Linked DNA regions of Homo sapiens: region 2 is linked to region 1. Evidence: read pairs that join two places in POLR2A ChIA-PET (ENCODE). Cell type or tissue: GM12878. All regions are shown on one strand. Each heading gives the region's core, and the rest is flanking DNA. Links, peaks and the distances in the headings are about the cores only.

Region 1 (5,376 bases), core at 293-5,292:
AGGCCTGGGCAGAGCTGTGAGATTGCATCTGAGATGCAGCTTCACCAAGAGCCCAGCTGTTCCTAGTGCCGGCTCAGAGGCCGAGCAGCTGAGATGGTACCAGTCTTTCTAGCCTGAGGCAGCAGAAAACAGGCTGGGTGGCTGATGAGGAGTGCTCTGCCGAGAGCTGACTTCAGAAACTCCGCATGAGATGAAGGCTGGACTTCGAACATGGTGTTGGAGGTGCTGGGCGGAGCAGGCCCACCAGAGAGTGGTGGGTGGTTGGAGCCTTTTTCACAGAGCGGGTGACTGGGACCAAGAGTGTGGGTAACTCACTGGAGGAAGAAGAGTAGGGAGAGGAGGACATGGGGCGTCCAGGTCACCTGTAGTTGGTATGGCCTGTCTCCCAAGTGGAACATTTCCATCAGCTCAGCTCTGGCTTGCTCACTCACACACACAGTCAGTGCTGTCCATTTAGTCTCTGGACTAGGCTCTGGCAAAAGAATGGTAAGAAAACAGCCCAGTTTCCACCCTCACAGAGTCTACATTAAACAAACACCAGGTAAGTATGAAATGACAAATGAGAGTGAGCGTCTGAACAGAATCAGTACAGCGTGTGAGGGAGGCACTTGGGGTAGGGCTGGGGGAGACCAGGGAAGAGCTATGGAGAAGAGCCTAGGAGCAGAAGAGTAGCAGTGAGAAAGTGCGGAGAAGGTCCAGGGCTTGGGAGCGGCAGGAGGAGCGGTTCCGGGCTGGGGAGGGCAGGCCCCTCTGAACGGAGTGGCCTGGCAGGCTTGCTATCTGCTGATGGGAGGAGCCTGGAGGGCAAGCTCAGGTGTGCCCTCCTAACTCAGGTGTGACACGGGTGAGATGCATCACTCATGTATTCACCTAACTGCTCACTAAGCCAGTGCACATTATTGAACTCCTACTGTATACTAGGATGAACAGGAGCCAGTCCTTGCCTTTGGGAGGCCCAGGAGGTGATGAGGAGGACAGACGAGAAACATGTATTTTTTTTTTAACCTTAAAATCTTTTATCACTTCAACATGTAGATTTCAACATTAAAAGCGTCCCTGCTGGGCAACAAGCAGAGTGCACAGGTTCCTGGCAGGGCTAAGTTCTTGGCGCATAGCCTACAGGGTTGTAGGTCAGAGGCTGCTGGGAGTCAGCAAGCACTTGTAATTCGCAGTGCCTCCCCTGCCCACTCAGGGAGGTGATGCTGGCTGGCTTTAGGGACCCTTCAGGTGGGGCAGAACCCAGGAAGGAAGTGGGGTAGGGAGACTCATCGTTTAGATGGGACAGCCTCGGGCCACTCACCCCCAAGGGCAGTTGGCAACCTGGGGGTCTTGCAGCTATCAGAGACAGGCTTAGCCAGGCCACCCCCTGGCTTCTGGCTACTTCCGTGTGCTTAGGCACCTGTCCTGCTACCCTGCCAGTGGCAGGGTGTATCTTATCCAGGAGCAGCTCAACTGCATCCAAGTCCTGGGCTGGAGCCAGTTTCTCCCACCTGTCCCTGGGATGCAGGAGAACATCTTCCAGCCATCTGCCCAGAGCCAGCCCGAGCAGCTGGCAGCAGGAGGAGCCGGGGATGTGTGCTGTTATCTCTCTGCGTCCTGAGTGGAATTACCAAATGAGTGAACTCTGCCAAGGCAGGGAGAGGAAACAGAACTCAATGTTCTTTTTCAGAGTTCAAAAATAGTCCTTTTTGAGTTTTGAGGAAGATCTAGACTTAAAAAAAAAAAAAAATCAAGTTCCCCAGTGCTAAATTCAGCCTTGCCAATATCTACAAAGAATGAAGCAACAGGCAATGTTGATGTGCCGTTTTCTCCCGTCACTCACTTCTGTTGACGTGGAGTGTGGCACAAAACCAAGTGAGAGGGAAAGTTGCGATTTTGTGCCTAGGGCTGGCAGAAGGTAATACTAGCCCCAGGCATTCTGCCCATCAGTGGAAATCTAGCTGGGCCCTTCCCTTCCTTCCTCTTTCCCTCCTTTCTTCTTTTCGTCCTTCCTTTTTGTAATTCTAATTTCCTCTGAGCTGCAAAATGGTTTTATTTCTTCTTAGCCCTGCTGTTAACATATGTAACCTCCTAGAATAAATATATGTTATCTGTCCTTAGGATGCCAAAGTCAAAGGGAAGTTTTAGAACTTTAGAACTGCTAGTGACCTAGTGAATGAGAATACTAACTTAAAAGCCACAAGAGTCTTTGCTGTATGGTTTTGGCGAACCATTTCCCTCTTGAGCTTGCTGGAAAAGTTGGGGGTGGGGGGTCTACCACAGCTACCCTGGATGCTGTTTGTTTGTTTGTTTGTTTGTTTGTTTTTAGACAGAGTCTCACTCTGTTGCCCAGGCTGGAGTGCAGTGGCGTGATCTCGGCTCACTGTAACCTCCACCTCCCAGGTTCAAGCAATTCTCCTGCCTCAGCCTCCCAAGTAGCTGGGATCACGGGCGTGTGCCACCATGCCCTGCTAATTTTTGTATTTTTAGTAGAGACGGGGTTTCACCATGTTGGCCAGGCTGGTCTTGAACTCCTGGCCTCAAGAGATCCACCCACCTCGGCCTCCCAAAGTGCTGGGATTACAGGCATGAGCCACTGTGCCCAGCCCCTGGATACTTACTGTAAAAGTCAAACAGGATAAAAACATGAGAAATTGTTGTGTCACTAAGTCCTATGGGTAGGTAAGAGATCAGTTTAAACACTCCATTTTACAGGTGAGAAAACTGAGCGTCCCCCCAGCCCCCAAAAAGGAAGTGACCTATACAGGGTTACCCAGAAAATTCATACCAAGGCTCAGCCTGAAATGCAGGTCTGCTTCCTCTTGGTCTCCCAGCAGTCTCGTGTAACTTCACCGCCTCCATCCCTTTTCTAGACCATCACAGGAAGCTGGCATCTGTGTGCCAAATGCACTTTCTATTTTCCACCTCTCTCCACTCTAAGCCACACCAGTCAGCCATATGAGGCTACATCTTTTATATGATCCCCGCAAAACCTGTACGAAACCCCAGCACATCCCAGAACCCCCGTGAGCTGCTCCGTGGGAGCTGGAGAGCCTGCCCCAGAATGGGACTCCTTCTTGGTGATCTGATTCACCTGCTGCTGACTCAGGCCTCAGCTTCTGTTGCCCACGTAGATGCAGCCTAAATTAAAACCCACGAGAGCTTGAAAAAATGCAGATGCCTCTCTCCCCACCAGTTCTCTTAGTGATGAACAAGCAAGTCTAATTTTAGCAGAGAAGAATCTTAGAATGTGAGAAACAGAAAGGACTTTGAGATCATCTCATCTTGTGGTTTTCGACTCTCACTCAGCAACAGAATCACCTGAGGAGGTTTAAAAAAAAAAAAATCGGCCGGGCGTGGTGGCTCAAGCCTGTATCCCAGCACTTTGGAAGTCCAAGACAGGCGGGTTACTTGAGGGCAGGAGTTCAAGACCAGCCCGGGCAACATGGTGAAACCCCGTCTCTACTAAAAATACAAAAATTAGCTGGACGTGGTGGCACGTGTCTGTAATCCCAGCTACTTGGGAGGCTGAGGCAGGAGAATCGCTTGAGTCCGGGAGGTGGAGGTTGCAGCGAGCCAAGATCATGCCATTGCACTCCAGCCTGTGCCACAGAGCGAGACTCCGCCTCAAAAATTTAAAAAAAAAAAAAAAAAAAAAAATATATATATATATATATATATATATATATGTCTATCTATCTATCTATCTATCTATCTCCAGAGATTCTGATTGGTTGGTCCAGGATGGAGAGAGGCACTGATATGGTCTTAAAGCTCCCTGGGTGATCCATGTGTGCAGCCTTGACCGAGAGCCACTGGTCTTGTCTCAAGCCCTCATTGGAAAGAGAGGTTGAAGCCTAGACAGGGGAGGAGAACTGCCCAAGGTCACACTGACATCAGGGGCATGGTCAGGGCTGGAACTTGGGTTTCCTGACTCTTCATTAAGGGCTCCCATATTGTCTCTCTAACAGGAAACCATATCTAATCAAGTGACTTGGATATTTTTTAAAAAATCACCACCAAATATTTGCTAAATACCGTATTCAGGGAGAGGTGGAAGAGAAAATATCCTTCTCTGACCTCCAGAAGCCTACAGTCTAGTAGCAGAAGCAGACGTGTATCTAGATATGTCTAACACCACATAGATTCTGAGGCATACACCAGGTGCTGTGGGAGAATTAGAAAGGGAGAGGAGGAATCCAGGAAGACTCCCTGGAGGAGGAAGAGTTACTCCTAGTCTTGAAGGATAGGGCCATAGAGTTGTTAGATAAAATACAGTATGATCAATTGAATTCAAATTTCAGAGAACAACAAATATGTCCCAATATTGAATGGGGCGTACTTAGCTAAAAAAAAATCTGGTGTTGGCCGGGCGAGGTGGCTCACGCCTGCAATCCCAGCACTTTGGGAGGTCAAGGTGGTGGATCAAGAAGTCAGGAGTTCAAGACCAACCTGGCCAAGTTGGTGAAACCCTGTCTTTACTAAAAATACAAAAATTAGCCGGACGACAAAAAATACAATATTTTTTGTATTGTATATATATATATATAAAGTATTTATATATTGTATATATAAAAAATACAAAAATTACAGGATGACACTCCTGTAATCCCAGCTACTCGGGAGGCTGAGGCAGAGAATTCCTTAAATCTGGGAGGTGGAGTTTACTGTGAGCCGAGATCTCGCCACTGCACTCCAGCCTGGGCAACAGAGCGAGACTCCATCTCAAAAAAAAAAATTTGTTGTTTATCTAAAATTCCAAGTCAAGTGGGTGCAGAGAATCACCAGCAGAAGGGAGAGTACTAGCAAAAGCAGGAGCAGCTATGAGCAGGGGCTGTTTGTGTAGCTGGAGCAGAGAAGCTGTTGGGAGGGGGAGTGCAACAACACTGGTGAGGTGGGGCCAGCCCAGGGAAGGCCTGTGAAGCCAGGCTCTGGGTTTGGATTTGGCTGTACAAGCCACTGTCCTCCCATCTGGACAGCTGCAACAGCCTCACAGCTCTGCAGCCACATCCATCTCTCCCCTCTGTAGTGAGTTCTCAACACAATAATCAGAACTCAGGTCAGACCATCTCACTTCCTGCTCAAGCCTCTAATGGCTTCCCAGGCTGTTCCTAGGAAAAGACACCCGAACTCCTTACTCAGCCTAGAAGACCCTGTAGAATCTGACCTTGCCTAGGTGAATAAAATCTACTCCAGAGGGTTATTGGGCAGATCAAGGAGGGGAGTGTCAGGCAATGGTTCTCAACCTTGGCTGCTCATTGAAACCATCCAGGGAGCTTTAAAAATGCAGGTGCCTGAGCTCCACCCCCAGATATTTTGGGTTAATTGGTCTAGGGTGGGACTGGGCATCAGGAATTTCAACAGATCCCCAGGTGATTCCAGTGTGCAGCCAAATTG
Region 2 (5,376 bases), core at 261-5,260, 89 kb before region 1:
GAAATCAGATCAGTGGTTGCCTGGGACAGGAGGTGGAGGGGGGCTAATTGCAAAGGGCAAAAGGAGACTTTTTGGGGTGGTGTAAATGGTCTATATGTTGATTATGGTGATGATTATATGGATGTATACATTGATCAAAGCCCATCAAACTGTATTGTAAACAGGTATCTTTTATTCAGTGTAAATTATACTTGGATAAAGTTTGAAACCTGGAAGAAGCTAAGGACCACAATGGTCACTGGACCAAAGGAGAACACAGGGCTTGGGCACTAGTCCTGAGTCTGCCTGTATTTGGGTGTGTGCCTTTGGTCAAGTCCCTCCATTCCTCTGGGTCTCTAGTTGATAGGAGATAACTATCCCTAAACGTTCCTAGATAAACTTCTGTTTCCTGGCCATTTCACTCCCCCGGCCCTTAGGAAGTTCAACAAAAGCTAAGCTATTTTGAGGCACAGAGATTTCTTATGAAGAGAAGAATCATACGTAAATCCTAATGACACATTAACAGTGTAACAATATTTACAATAAATAATGCAGCTATTCCACAAGGATATCTCCCAGTCTGAAGTCTATAGGGCAGTCACTTTCTTTCCTCCCTCCCTCCTTCTACTTTGGGAATTCAGGCTCTCGTGTCAGATAGAACTGAGTCTCAGCTTTGCCATTTCTAGCTGTGTGGCCTTAGGAAAGTTATTTAACTTCCCTGATTGCTTATCTGTAAATTCAAACACTCCCATCGTGTTGTATATACCTGATACACTTTTTCACTTTTTACTGGAGCCAAGAACAAAACATACAAGTCCTTCTTCTCAAGAAGCTTACATTCTAGTGAGAAGAGAGAGATGACAAGCATACAGTAAACACACAAAACAATTTTAGTACAATGAAGGAAATAACCAATAAAGGAAATAACTATGATAGAAAATAACTCTGAAGCAAGAGATAGGCAGAGTGATGTGATCTCATTTAGATGCTTCAGAAATCATTCTGGGACTGTTGTGGGGGAATGGATTGTATTATAGTAGGGCACAGAAGGAAAGTAATACTGGTTAGGTGGCTGTTGTAATAGCCAGCTACCTTGTAACCTGGATTAGTGAAGATGGAGGTAGTGGAAGAGATTCAGGATATATTTGGAGGTAGAACTGACAGGACACTGACCTGTTGGAAGTGGATGGTAAGCAAAAGAGAAGATTCAAGATAAGCTACTGGGTTTGGGGCTTGAGCAATTGACTAGATATTGGTGCCATTTGTTGAAATTGGGAAGTCAGAGAGAAAAACCATTGTGGAGAACAATTGAGAATTTCATAGGACCTGCTAGGTTTGAGAATAGCTATCAGATGTCACATGGATGAATTTGGAGCTCAGGGAGCAGTTAGGACTGGAGATGTGTCAGGTTGGGAGGCATCAGCATATAGGTGCTATGTGAAATCACAGGACAAGATGAGATCCCCTAGAGAGAGAATACACGTAGAGAGGAGGAGGGGCCTGGGCCCAGGTCCTGAAACCCTTCAGTATTTACATGGAGGCATAAGGGGAGCAGAAAAGCCTGTAAAGATGGCCAAAGAAGAAAAACCAAGAGAGTGGTGTCACAGAAGCCAGAAAAAGAAAGCGTCTCATAAAGAAGGGAGTGACCAGCCTCGTCATTGCTGCTGAGAATTATGGGCTGGATGTGAAGAATAAAAAAGGTAGCTCGGTATTTTGTGCAGTAGCAAGCTCTTGGGACAGCGGTGATTGTAGCAATCCGGGCCTGAACTTGTTCCCCACATCCCCTTGAAGCTGACAGAGATGATTTCTCCCTTTATTTGGAGAAACCCCAGCTACTTAGCACCAGTCTTGCTTCGCTTGAATTGAACTTTGTCTGGTGGTAAGTACTGATTCCTTCCTTGCTTTCCCTGTCAGATCCTTGGTGAGTAGGAGAAACAGGAGATGTGGTCACCCGCTGAGGCTGGTGCCAGTTTGGCCTGACCCAGGCCCACATCCCAGGGGAGTCTGCTGGGTGATAGGTAGTGCTGGGAGACCTTTGGCCACTTGATGGTGCCAGAGAACCAGGAATGGACTGGGGCCTTATGCCAGATTATGTGACTACTGGCCCTGATCCCAGGACATTAGAGAGAGAGAGACTACTGAGCCCTCACAGAGCAAAGGACACAGAGCAGAGTGTGGTGAGAGTCACACTGGCCAATGCATGGACAAGTGTTTTATAAACTGCAGTTGCCATACAAACATGTATGATTAAAAACAAGAAAAGAAGCTACAAACAGTTCAGAAACACTTTCTTTTGAGGCTTTGGAGCAGTTATTCTTTAATCTGTTCTTGTGCTAAGAATACATTCTGAATTTCCCAGGAGTCATGATTTCACATGCTATGTCCTATTGTCAGACCACGTTACCTCCATTTTGGGCCTGGGAAGAACAGAATCTAAGTTGTAGGTGGTGATAGCTATTAAAGGAAATGAAAGCTGCCTGACTCCTGAGGCCTATGAGAAGCAAAAGCAGGTGCTAATTTAGGATTGGAGAAATAGACTTGTGCACTTAAATGGCCAGCTGCCTGACATGCAGCCCTACCAGCGATCTAGGCCTAAGTCAGTGTTGAGTCAGATGTGGATTCTAAGAGATGGTCTTTCTGATACAAGGTAGACAGGCCCCACAGGCCCGCTTATCACATGGCCAAGGAAAGGAGTTAGTGGTGTCTTCTGCTTTTTTCCCTTAGATTCTCTGCTGGGAAGGGTTTTTGTTTCGTGTGTTTAGTACCATAATCTAGGTACTAAGAAGCTGGCCTGTGGACTTTATTTTCAGGGAGGCAGTGAAAGGAACCTACCTCATGTTACTTGGTATTAAGGCCAAGACTTTGCCCTGGTGTTTGTTGTTTTGTTTGCTTTGTTTCTTTCAATAACCATCATCTCCTTTAATTAGAGATGCATATTAGGTTTTCAACATTTCCCTTAGATTCTTAGTTATTCTAAACCATAGCTTAATGTTTCTAGATTTTTATTTTTCTCAAAAAAAGGCTTTGTGTTTATATAATCCTTTTAAACTGAAGATTCTATAAATATTCTTAAAAATAATATCCAGGCTCTTAACAGTCTGTGCTAATGGTGAGGAAAAGTTGTTCAGGTTTCTGCAAACACAGACCTCTGTTCAGCAGACTTAGGGCCTTTTGCTGAGCTGAAAGAAGACCTAACCCAGCTTCACACCCTTGAAAAAAATAGGTACGCCTGTTTTTTAGTTTAGAATTCCATGTTGTTCAGCAGTGATACCATTGTTGTCATTGATGAAGCATCTCGGTCCCTGGAAGCACAGTAGCTGAGAATAGCCATCACAAATGCTGCTTTGGGGATTTAGAATCTGATAAATACCACAAGGATGATGCCTGCCATAGAAACAAATACTGCTGTCCAGGGAACGGGTGGAAATGTGTAACTCAAAAAAGAATAAGCTGATATAGGCATTATGATATTAATGAAAGCACCAAAGGGGAGGGGAGCAGAGTTGGCAGAACCAGGTAGATAGGCTGCTGAAAGACTGGCGACAGCAAGGTGGCAGGGCTGAGCAGTCTTGTTCTTCCCATTGAAGGGGTAGGGTGAGGTAGAAGACTGGGACCTGGAACTAGGACCCCTGGTTTCCTTGGTCTCAGCTCCAGCCTTTCTCTTCTGTGGTAAGTCAGGGGCACCTCCCCAGCTTTTTCCAGGTGCCACTCTGCCACTCAGCTTGCTGATCATGGAATAAGATTGAGCCAATTAAGTGTATCAAATGAATTTTTTAAAGAGAGGATAAAGAACTAAACATTCTGTGTTTTTAATCATTAGGTATGCTATGTTGACTATGGTTTTAGTGAAAATGTTGAAAAAAGCAAAGCATACAAATTAAACCCGAAGTTTTGTTCACTCTCATTTCAAGCTACAAAATGTAAGCTTGCAGGTAAGAGGAACTTTTTAAAAAACTCTCTCCATTTCAATAGGCTATTACCACTGTACATTTGGATAGTTGAATCCTAAAATGGACTAAGTATCTCATGTTATAATGTGTTACTTCTTGAAAGGTTTAAATTCATGTCGAATGTATTCTTTATAAGATACCATTATAAAAATGTTATGTTTTTATATTTTGTGTTATATATAAAAACGTATTATAATTTCTTATAAAAATTTCAGCCATCTTAAAGGGATTTTTCTTGTTCTAACTGCCCTAGTAACAATTGATAGAGGCCCTGTTTCATGACATTTGATGAGTTTCAATATGTTGTTCAGCATGTTGTGAGGTGACTCTCAGCCCCTTTCCCACTGAGATGTACTGTGGTGATGCTGTGAGGGTGTGACTGACACACCTTCATGTGCCCAAGCATGGGTTTGATCACAGGTCACATGCAGTTTTTGGCATAGTAGATGTATCATTGTTCTTTTCCTTCCTCCTAAAGGAAACAGAGGAATCCACCTGTATGAGAGTGCCATGTAGGGATAAACTTAAAGGACAGATGACACATTGGTCATGTCCGTGATAAGGAAAGGCATTGAAATATGCACCATGCCGGGGGGGACTTGAGCCAAATGCAGAAAATGATCATAATTATTTCATGAAAATTAGTACTCTGAAGAAATGCCTCCTTCCCAGTGGGATGAATTCTTATGTCACAGGAGCTGGGTTTGACTCTTATCTGTGAGATTAACCTGAAGAAATTTTAAAAACTTGTTAACAACTTTTAGAAGTTGGTGTTGGAAAGAACGTATCAAGGGCATAGGACAGGATTTAGGGTGTTGAAATTAAATGTTTGAGAAAAGTTCAAAGTTATATGTCTGGAGAACAGAACAAGAAGAAGAAAAAACTCGGAGGAGTCTGAATTTTAGCTTGTGGATTTAAAGTAGAAAAATATGGAAATAGGCATTATAGTACCATTGGGGGAATATGAGCTAGTTTTAATTCATTTAATACATTAACTTAGAATTGTCATATATGTTATGTGGAACTATAATTTTCTAAGAATTTAAAGAGTAGTTGGACTACAACAAAATTCATCTAATACCTGTGTTAAACACTACTTAATCTGTCTTTGATAAATCAGAAGGTTCTTTGGTATCCTAAGGGTCAATAAAAAAGAAACAATAGTGGTTGTCTCAATTTCCAATAAATGTGTGTTCATTTTATAAGAAAAATAATTGTATATATGTAGGAAGTGCATTACAAACATATGACTGGAAGACATAATTGATGGCTTCTCATATGTGTTAGTTTTTTGGTTTTAAATATGTGTTCATGTATAAAGTGAAGACTGTTTCTCCCAAGGTAGAAATTCTGATTGATTATCCGTTTCTCTGCTTGTTTTAAGATTGCCTGCCTTAGTGTATCATTCAAAAGGGCGTTTACATTATATTTTTTTAAAACCTAAGAG

What was found. ChIA-PET counts read pairs that join two places held together with the same protein. Peaks named below come from ENCODE experiments on the same cell type or tissue, not always from the same donor. Only the 100,000 strongest peaks of a DNase experiment are listed, where the experiment ranks them.
Region 2: POLR2A ChIA-PET joins it to region 1 with 8 read pairs; 3 of 35 experiments call an interaction of 5 or more read pairs at or near these places.

The regions. Positions count from the first base shown.
Region 1 is chr9:97,556,157-97,561,532 of GRCh38, forward strand. All of the region lies in intron 4 of TMOD1 (tropomodulin 1), which reads left to right. Among named protein-coding and RNA genes, the nearest start is that of TMOD1-AS1, 42 kb to the left of the region's middle. RefSeq lists enhancers at 1-94, 803-1,304, 2,858-2,967, 2,978-3,397. In GM12878, for the core only: no CTCF peak of the experiment used is centred there; a DNase peak (open chromatin) is centred at 3,145; H3K4me3 peaks cover 825 bases; H3K27ac peaks cover 2,791 bases.
Region 2 is chr9:97,466,759-97,472,134 of GRCh38, forward strand. TDRD7 (tudor domain containing 7) reads left to right here. Exons shown (of 17, transcript NM_014290.3): 9 at 3,800-3,911. Among named protein-coding and RNA genes, the nearest start is that of TMOD1, 32 kb to the right of the region's middle. RefSeq lists an enhancer at 1,867-1,926. In GM12878, for the core only: CTCF peaks have their summits at 2,027 (motif pointing right) and 3,517; DNase peaks (open chromatin) are centred at 2,153 and 2,483; H3K27ac peaks cover 1,103 bases.